Regions from separate parts of the Homo sapiens genome. Here region 2 is linked to region 1. The links are chromatin contacts, found by Hi-C or POLR2A ChIA-PET in ENCODE. All regions are on one chromosome and are shown on one strand. Each heading gives the region's core, a stretch centred on a gene start or an enhancer-like site at or near the end of the contact. The rest is flanking DNA. Distances are from core to core; before and after follow the strand shown. Region 1 has its middle 56 kb from the start of LSM3. Region 2 has its middle 23 kb from the start of LINC01267.

The links. A loop is a pair of places that touch in the nucleus more often than their neighbours do. ChIA-PET counts read pairs that join two places held with the same protein, here RNA polymerase II (POLR2A). Pooled maps may share reads with other maps.
Region 2: a loop to region 1 is called in a map of cardiac septum, with 10 times the contacts of the local background. The contact joins two enhancer-like sites. A Hi-C loop is called at or near these places in 3 of 168 maps with a recorded cell type or tissue (cardiac septum, heart left ventricle and left cardiac atrium) and 4 of 50 pooled maps. POLR2A ChIA-PET finds 5 or more read pairs at or near these places in 1 of 52 experiments (OCI-LY7).

Annotation. Positions count from the first base shown.
Region 1 is chr3:14,232,003-14,236,657 of GRCh38, reverse strand. No RefSeq gene overlaps it. Among named protein-coding and RNA genes, the nearest start is that of LSM3, 56 kb to the right of the region's middle. RefSeq lists cis regulatory regions at 2,045-2,160, 3,447-4,311. Within about 2 kb of position 2,122, at least 11 of the 41 ENCODE cell types and tissues checked have a DNase peak (open chromatin) inside an H3K27ac peak, as active enhancers do.
Region 2 is chr3:14,372,800-14,377,454 of GRCh38, reverse strand. No RefSeq gene overlaps it. Among named protein-coding and RNA genes, the nearest start is that of LINC01267, 23 kb to the right of the region's middle. RefSeq lists enhancers at 1-458, 459-977. Within about 2 kb of position 2,799, at least 6 of the 41 ENCODE cell types and tissues checked have a DNase peak (open chromatin) inside an H3K27ac peak, as active enhancers do.

The sequences.
Region 1 (4,655 bases), core at 873-3,372:
CCCAGACAGCAGGGACCTTGTTTTATTTCACTCAGCCTCCCGAGTACCTGACAATAGTTGGCACAGAGTAGGTGCTCAATAAATTCTGGTTGAAATAAGCTCCACCAGAGAGAGCTACTTGGGGACAGCTGTGATATCATTCCAAATCATCTGTTCTTGTCCCTGCTCTCATCCTCACCATGTCTTTACACAACGTGGATGGTTTTCCTTCTTTAAAAAATTGTACCAACTCAATTATTTTGTGAATATTTGTCAGTTACAAACAAAAGAATGAAAATAAGCTACCACAGTACCAAAAACCCAGATGTTTGGGGTTAGTTTTCTAATACAATACTCAACTATTTTACTTATTTCATGTTTTTCTTAAGAAACAAAACAAAAGCAATCTGCCCTGCAATTTGGACACTAGATCTTTTTCTCACAGCGCCTCTTGCCGTCTGCTGGGAGTGGTGTGGGCACGCTTGGCAATCATGAGCAGCTGCTGACATGGGACAAGCGGGGAATGGGAAGCAGCTGCTTGGCCCATGCTGTCTCCTAAGCCCTAAATTGGTGACGAGGTGTCGCAGACAAAAGACAGGCAGTTTTGGTTTGGGTGGAGGCTCCAGAAGCAGCAGTGAACTCCTCTTGCCAAGTTCACCCGGCAAAGCAGAGTCTGCCTGGCTGGCCACAGTGTGCCGGGCAGCCACTGTCCTTAGAAGCAGTGTGCACCCAGAAAGATAAGCCCACCAGGCTGAGCCACCATCTCCCTCTGTCTGATGGAGGGACAGAGGGAGGAGGAAACATCAGCCGAAAGGCACTGATGCAAAGCAGAGACCTCATCTTCATCTCTTGTCCCACAGTGGCCTTGTAGCTCCATGTCATGATGCCACCCCACACAGCAGCCAGAATCAGTCACCTTCTGAAAACACAAACTAAATCAGACATCAGCAAACTTTCCTGCAAAAGGCCAGAAAGAGAGAAAGTATTTTAGGCTTTGTGGGCCAGCTGGTTTCTGTCACAACTGCTCAGCTCTGCCTTGTAGTGTGAAAGCAGCCATAGACAACATGTAAATGAATGGGTGAGGCTGTGTTCCAATAAAACTTTATTTACACAAACAGTAGGTGGGCCAACATGACCTGTGGGCTATAGTTTGCCAGCCCCTGGATTCTATCATTGGACCCTCTGTCATGGCTCCTCATCCTCTCAGAATAAAAGCCAGCTACTAACTGGGGGCTTCAAGGAGCTGCCTAGCTTGGCCCCTGCTGACCTCTCTTCCTAGACGTCACTCCCTGGTCACAAGCCAAGCTCATTCCTGCCTCAAGGCCTTTGCACTCACGGTTTCCTCTACCTGTAACACTCCCCTACCCCCACTCCACACTTTCATATGACTCACACAGTCCCAGTATTAGGTCTTAACACAAATGCCATTTCCTCAGAAAGGCTTTCTGTCCCCTCAGCCCTCTGAAGTGACTGTCACCTCCCTTCCAGTCCCTTTTATCACAGCACCTTGTTTCATGTTCTGCATAGCACTCATCACACTTTGAAATGATCTCTTCTGTTTAGTTGTTTCCTTTTTTATTGTCGTTCTCACCCCTAAGCTCTGGCAGGGTAGGGAGCCTCATCTCCAGTGCCTGCTGCCCATACAGTTGGAGTACAGGAAATATTTGGAGAATGAATGAATATGCGAATGGATGGAGACCTCAGTAGCCTCCTAACTTGTCTCCCTCATCCCCTCCCTCCCTCAGTTTCATCACCCACTCTGCGGACAGAGATATCTTCTAAAAATGGTTATCACATCATGGCCTGTCTGCATCAAACTCTCTAATAACTTCCCATTGCTCTTAGAATAAAACTTAAACTTTGCACCATCGCCCCAGAGACTCTGCAAAGAGGGCCTCCTGGCTGCTTCTCCCAGTCCGTCTCTCCCATTCTGAAGAGGACGCTGCCTGTAGGGTCCATCGATGTGACCCCAAAGGGTGCCACTTGGCGCTAAAGGTGTTTTTGCACTGATATCAGAAAATAGGTTATGTTCCAGGAATCCTCTCTGAATAAAAGAATGAGGCCATGAACACCTGACTCATGAGAGGCTGGGAAGTCATCCAGTTTCCTCATCTCACCCCACCCAGGTCAGGCTCTCTCCTGTGACATGCTTGGGTAGAAACAGAGAACGTGCACGATCTTTCAGACTGACGCCAAAGCCCAACAGGGCTCACGCCTTTGGGAGGGTGGGGGTCATGGAATGGAGAGCTTTAAGTGCTTTTTCTGGCCTGACTGAAAACTACATGCAAATCAAAGTGAAAAAGAGAGGGGTGGGGCTGCTAACAGAATAAGTATTCAGACTTGTGGACTCCTTACGCAACCATGTAGTTTATATTGCTTTCTCCAAAGTTGAAATTCCACTTGATGAAATTCTACAGCAGAGATGAGATCATGTGGACAGCCCACAAGGGTCTATATAGCTCTTTGCTTGGGCTATACTAAGGTGAAAGATTAGAAAGTTGCCACCTCTTATCATCTTCTCAAATAGGCCTGGAGAGTAACATCAAAGTGGCCAAAAGCAGTACCAATTTTCTAAGTGACATTGCACAAAGTATGTAATCCAAGTTACAAGAATATCTGTATTTTTTTTCATGAGAGTTAACAGAAGTATTTTAGGTGGTGGTAAACGTGGCCCATGAGTCCTTCTGTTTTTTCTGAATTGGCCTTCCTGAAAAGATGATCGCTAGTGTTCTGCAGTGCAGTGTTATCAGCAAGACACAATGTACACCCCACTTCTGGTCATTTTTAAATCTAGGCCAATGCACCTGGCATCATACCTTTTCCAACTTATAAGTGACCACTTGGACCCACTGTCCTCCGATCTTAGTTGATCTTGACTTGTTTTCACTTTATCTCATTTCTCCTATTGTGAATATTTGCTTCCCACCCTGAATTCCTCTCTCTTTCTGACTATCTCTGGATTTTGCCCTTTCCTGACACCTGGATCCTGGCTCTCCTTCTAGAAGTTTAGCCCAACTTGCTTATACCACCTTCCCCTCATTCCACCATTTCCTGGGGCCCCAACTGATGCCCAGACAGATACACCTTGGCCCTGAGCCCCTGAGCACAGAAGAGGAGACCATGTTAGGTTATAATGACATTGTGAAGAACAGGACAGACATGGTCTGCCCATCACTGCCCTTTTCTTTCTTTCTTTCTTTCTTTCTTTCTTTCTTTCTTTCTTTCTTTCTTTCTTTCTTTCTTTCTTTCTTCTTTCTTTCTTTCTTTCTTTCTTTCTTTCTTTTTCTTTCTTTTATGAGACAGAGTCTCATCTGTCACTAAGGCAGGAGTGCAGTGGCATGATCTCAGCTCACTACAACCTTTGCCTCCTGGGTTCAAGACATTCTTGTGCCTCAGCCTCCCATGTAGCTGGGATTACAGGCATGCACCACCACACCCAGCTAATTTTTTGTATTTTTAATAGAAACGGGGGTTTTACCATGTTGCCCAGGCTGGTCTCGAACTCCTGAGCTCAGGCAATCCGCCTGCCTCGGCTTCTCAAAGTGCTAGGATTAAAGGCACGAGCCACCGCACCCAGCCCATCAGTGCACTTTCAACCTCGTCTACAACATCCCATCCACCACTTCTCCTCCTCTACCACAACACCTCCAAGGACAGGAAGCTTACAACTTCCTGGGACTGTCCTTTTCACTTTCTGACAACTTTATCAGAAAGCTCCAGCTGTCAACGAGCTCTCAAGCCCTGAAGTAATCTGTTTCCTGCAGAGTGCTGATGGTGTGGTGTGAACTCCAAGGCAGCTGTCATCATACACTCATTCGCCTATCGCTGGCTGAGACTCCCGCTGGAGCATGCGACATAAGTTAATCACTTCCACTTCTCACCAGCGGGGCTCCTTGTCCTTTTTCTGCCTCTGGCCATTCATGCTCAGCAGACAACTGATAGTCACAGCACTGACTGGAACATAGGCAAGATTCCGGGCCAGCCAGATATAGCCCATTATCGCTGCAGCTACAGTGTGCAAGCTCATTGAGAAGTCAGGGAACACTTTATCAATGAGGAGGCTGTCCCAGAAGCTCTGGCGTTGGGTTTCACGTGAAGGGATGAAGGTGAAGAGAAAGGCTCCAGAGATAGCAGGGCCTGCTTATCTGAAATGCTTCCCCCAGTGAAGTCAAAGTGCCACAGCCATCTCAGGTGGAAATGAACCATAGAACGTCAGAGCTGGAAGATCTCGGAGGCTTTACAGAAGGAGAAAATGAGGCCCAACGAGAGTATCTGGATTGACCAAGGTCATATAGGGAAACCATCTAAGAGACTCAGGTCTCCTACAAGAAAAGGAAGGGCTCTTTTGTCCTTTGCAAGCTGAATCAGGGTTTGAGAGGGAAGAGAAGGGTTTTTGAAGGTCTTCATGCTTTGCATGTTTGCTTTGAAAACATACAAAAGGGTTAGTAAGGAGTCAGGAATGAGCTGTTTCCTCAGAATCCCAGTTCACAACTCTCATTACTAGATGACATCTTGAACATAACCCTGAGATCCACGTGGAAGTAAATATAAATCCACTTACTTGTTGGTTTAATCTATAAATATTTATTGAGCAGAGTCTCATTCATTCCTTTAGCAGGGCCTCTTCCCAGCTGCAGAGGTGAGCTGGGCATACAGTTCTCACTTTCATGGAACTC
Region 2 (4,655 bases), core at 1,550-4,049, 140 kb before region 1:
GAGGGAGTCAAACACACATTCTTTCCCTGAAGGAATCAGGGAAGGCCCAGGAGGAGGTAGCATTTGAGCTGGTTTTGATGTCCAGGAGAATTTAGGCAAGTAGGGGACAGTGTCACATGGGGGGTTAGGGCCTCTGACCTCATGGGGTTAAAGTTATGATGCTGAGTCTGGGAGAGGGCCTAGAGATGACCTTGAGATAAATACCAATAGTAAAGGTAGCTTCATCCAGCCAAGCAATTTCCACACATCATCTTCCTGCTGCGGGCCCATCATACACCCATTTAGCACATGAGGAAACAAGGGTCACAGCTCAAAGCACCGGTCAAGGTCACAGAGCCAGGCCAAGCCAGGGCCAGGCCTATTCTCCGCCCTTGTAAGTGGGCACCCAGATCCCAGATGCAGGTGTGGCAGCTCTCAGCCCAGCTCCCAGAAACATGTCGGGCTTCTGGTGCTGGATGGGCCTCTCTTCTCCCCGGGCAGCAGACGCCTCAGGCCAGGGCTTCACAACAGTGGGAGGGGGTGGGTGGACTCAAGTGTGGGTCAGCCTCCGTGTTCAAGGTCAGCCATGTGACTGATTAGTGGGGCCTGTGAGTTGCACGGGAAGGGATTTGCAGGGATTGCTATGGAGTGAAGTGTCTTCAGACCTGACCTCTTTCCATGGGGGTAGCTACAGAGGCCTGGCTTACTAGTGGGCTAATGAGCTCTGGGGCCCCAAGTCTCAGGCTCGCCACACAGACCCCCACCCCCAGTCCGCCTCGAAAGTTAGTGATGACCTCAGTTGTTTCCACTGCTGGAGGAGTGTCTCAGTGCACCAGGCACTGCACAGAGGGCTTTATGTGTATGCATGACTGCCTTGAATCCTCTCAACACTCCATGCAGGGATTATTTCCCCACTTCACAGATGAGGAAACTGAGGCTTGGCAAGGTTAAGTAGTTGCCTGAAGGCACATGCAACCCCTAAGCAAGTCCTGTCAAAATACACCTCCAAAACAGCACTTATCCCCATTATCTCTCAGCTGGACAGCTGGAGAGAGGAGGACTACTGATGCTGAACAGGTCAAATTTTAACAAACCTGTATCTTGGATCGGTTGAACATAGACCTACCAGGCTGGGAGTGGTGTCTCATGCCTGTAATCCCAGCACTTTGGGAGGCCGAGGTGGGCGGATCACCTGAGGTCAGGGGTTTGAGACCAGCCTGGCCAACATGGTGAAACCCCATCTCTACTAAAAATACAAAAATTAGCCAGGTGTGGGCCCAGGCACCTGTAATCTCAGCTACTTGGGAGGCTGAGGCATGGGAATCTCTTGAACCCGGGAGACGGAGGTTGCAGGGAGCTGAGATTGTGCCACTACACTCCGGCCTGGGCGACAGAGTGAGACTCTGTCTCAAAACAAAAACAAAAACATACACCTACCTATGCCTCCGTGTCTTCACCAAAGCTAACCACTGTCTGGAACTTGATGCTTCTTGTTCAAAGTATATTTTTATTCTTTTACTATTAATACATATGAATGTATTGACAAATAATATATACCAAATATGTGTTTTTTAAATCTTCATGTAAAGTGGATCACACTGAATGCCTTCTTCTGGAACTTGCCTTTTCTCCTTCCGTAGTGTTTCTGAGGCTCATGATGCCAGCATGTGTAGCTGCCATTCATGCATTCTCACTGCTGTGTAGTATTTCATGCAAGGCTGCAACCCCTTTTGTTGTTCCTATGTCTGACTCCCTCTGATCCAGGTGGCATGGTTTGGGGTCCTGTGTTACGGGTGGGAAAACTGGGGCTCAGAGAGGTTAAGGAGCCTGTGTGGGGTCAGCCAGCTTCTTAAGGGCATAAAAAACTCTGTTGAGCTCCAAAGGGTGTGGTTCCCAGGCTCCTTTATATTCAATAATATGATCAAAAAGGGGAAGAGACATTCAGTTGGCCTAGCCCTGGGGCCACCTCAGTTCTCAGGGGGTGGCCAAGAAGGGGGGCTTGACCTGGCATCCACTGGGCAGGTGGCCCAGTGGTCAGAAACCACTCCCAGCCCCAAATCCGTCCATGACCTCATTTCACCCTAGAGGTAGCTTGGGGACACAGCATGCAGGCCACAGGGTGGACACTGGCTCCGTAAGACACCTCCTGCCAGGACGCCAAATAGGAGAGTCCTGAGCTGGATGCTACTCTAAGACTCTAAGCCTCAGTTTCCTGACTGATAACACGGGGATCATCACCATACCTGCCCAGAGGAAGGCTGGAACACTGTTCAGGGCATTGAGGTGCCTCTGTCCCAGCTTTGTCTGTTTTTATTCATTCGCTCATTCAACAAGCAAGCACTGGACATCTGTTTAGGGGCAAATGCTACACAGGGCTCTGGGGGGCTGAGAATGACTGAGAATTAGGAGCTAGAATGGGGCAGCAGACAAGCTGTCATCACAGAGAGGGTACTGGCTGTGTGACCCTAGGCCACTCTGCTCCCTCCGCATCTCTTTCCTCCCTTGTGGAATGTGCTTTGGGAGGTGCCTAGACCCTCACCTGGCTATAGGAAGTGGGGCTGTGTCTTTCCTCCTGGGTTCCTAGGCAGAGAGAAGGCTACAAAGCCACTGGTGAGCATCTTGGAGCCTGAAGCTGCCGGCTGCCGGCCCTGTCCCCAAGGTGGGCGGGCCCTGGTAGGTGGCTGTGGACATAGTTGGGCAGTCAGCTCATGCCCCAGACATGCAGGCATGTCACTGCAAGGACAGCCCAAGGAAAACCCCTCCTCCTGCTGTCTCTGCCACCCTCCTCTCTCCTCCTCCCTCCCACTCCCCTGGGTGAGGCAGCTGCTTCTCCCAGAATTTCCGCAGCCTGCCCCGGCTGCCCACCCTGCAAAGACCATCAATCCTTGGTGCCTGCACAGGCCCTGCCCATCCTGGCAGGGGCAGCTGCTGCCAGGGGAGCCTGCCCACCCTCACGTCGCTCAGGCACCAGCTTGACACAAACACAGACCAGGCAGGAAGAGCCAATTCAGGTCACCCTCAGAAACGGCTCAGGGCTCAGGCTGCCCAGGCCCTGAGGGGAAGCCTCCTCGGGGTGTTGCTGAGTGTCAAGGCCCCCACTCCACCCCTGTGGTTTATCTGTTTCAGAAAGACCCCATGGTGAGGGGATATGGGCTGAACAGAGGCCCTACCCCAGCTGGAGAGACGGCAGGTCTATTCAAGAGCCTGGGAATCGGGTCGGACAGCTTGGGTGTTGACATCGGTGCTGCCGCCACTTGGGCTGTGTGACCTCAGGCAGGTTGCCTGCTCTGTCTGAGCCCCGGCGTTCTCTTCTGTCCAGTGAGGACCCCTTGCATGGGGGTGTGGGATTCCATGGGACATGGAGGGGGCAGTGCCCTGCAGAGGGGCTGGCATTGAGGTCAGGAAACAGAGTTTAGGGGCAGGGTGGGGAGTATGTCACATGACTCCAGGATGAACGCCGACAGCAAGGGAAGCGGGACTGGTAAGTGTCAGGGTGTGGAGGTGTGGAGGTGTGGGGGCAGGTGGCAAAGGGAGAGAGCCAGAGAGACAGGGGGAGAGAGAGAGAGAGAGAGAAGGCAGGAGAGCCTAGAGAGACAACAAGTGAGGCAGCCAGGGAGGGGGACATTCTCGCTGTGGGTGGGGCACACTGAACCTTCCTGAAAGAAAGGCTCTTGAGCTGAGCCTGGAGGACTCCATAGAAGGGTTGGGTTTTGGGCTGGGGAGAGGGTCCAGTGAGAAGTTGATTGTGACTGAGGACAGGAGGGTGACATGTCCCCCAAACTGGTGCTTGTCGACGCCAGCAGGCAGACCACTTCCGGAGGGCCCTGAGGATGGTCCCACTGTCCTTCCCCAGCCATGGCCCTCCAAGGGATGGAAAATCATGGATGCAGAGAGACAGGTGGAGGAACTGAGGCACATGTGTAGTATCTACCCCCCTTACAACTTCCTCCGGAATGGTCCAGTTGTTCTCTTCTGCCCTAAAACTTCCTCAGAGTTTATTCTTCACCAGACAGAGCCCTTGGCCCTCACCCGCCAGCCTTGGGTGGGCTGCTGTGTGGAGACCCCAGCAGTCTCGGAGCTGGGTAGGAGGAGGAGGGGCTGCAGAGCCTGGACCCCGTGGGCGGCACACCTCTGGCTGAATCCGTGGGGTGGGGAAATTTCTTACCCTCTCTCACCTGCCGAGCGATCTCAGGCAAGTCTTAAGGCACATCTGGCTTTGACTGCCCATTGGTGGAACAAGGTGGTCTCTGAGGCATTTCCAGCTGCACGTTCTCACTTTTGAGAGCCCCAAATGTCTGTGGCAAAGAACCATGGATATATGTCCCATATCTCAGAGATGATGAGAGAGAGTGACAGAGAGGAACCCAGACAGAGAGTGGATACCCCACAGAGACAGCAGGCAGAGACAAGATGGAGTAGAAAAGAGAAGGAGAGAGAGGGGGCAGGGAGAGAGAGAGAGAGAAGCCTAGGAGTCAGATACAGTCAGGGACAAAAGTGGAGAGAACAGAATCAACTGCACACAGGTAGACACGGGGGTGGGGATACATAGATTGGAATGTGGGGGTGGGGAGCACCAGGGAGCCCAGCAGCCGCGTCCCCAGACAGCAGGCACAGGGCCCCAACGTGGGGCAGCTGGAGGCAGCAGCTGAAGCAGCCTCAGCCTACCGAGCACTCCT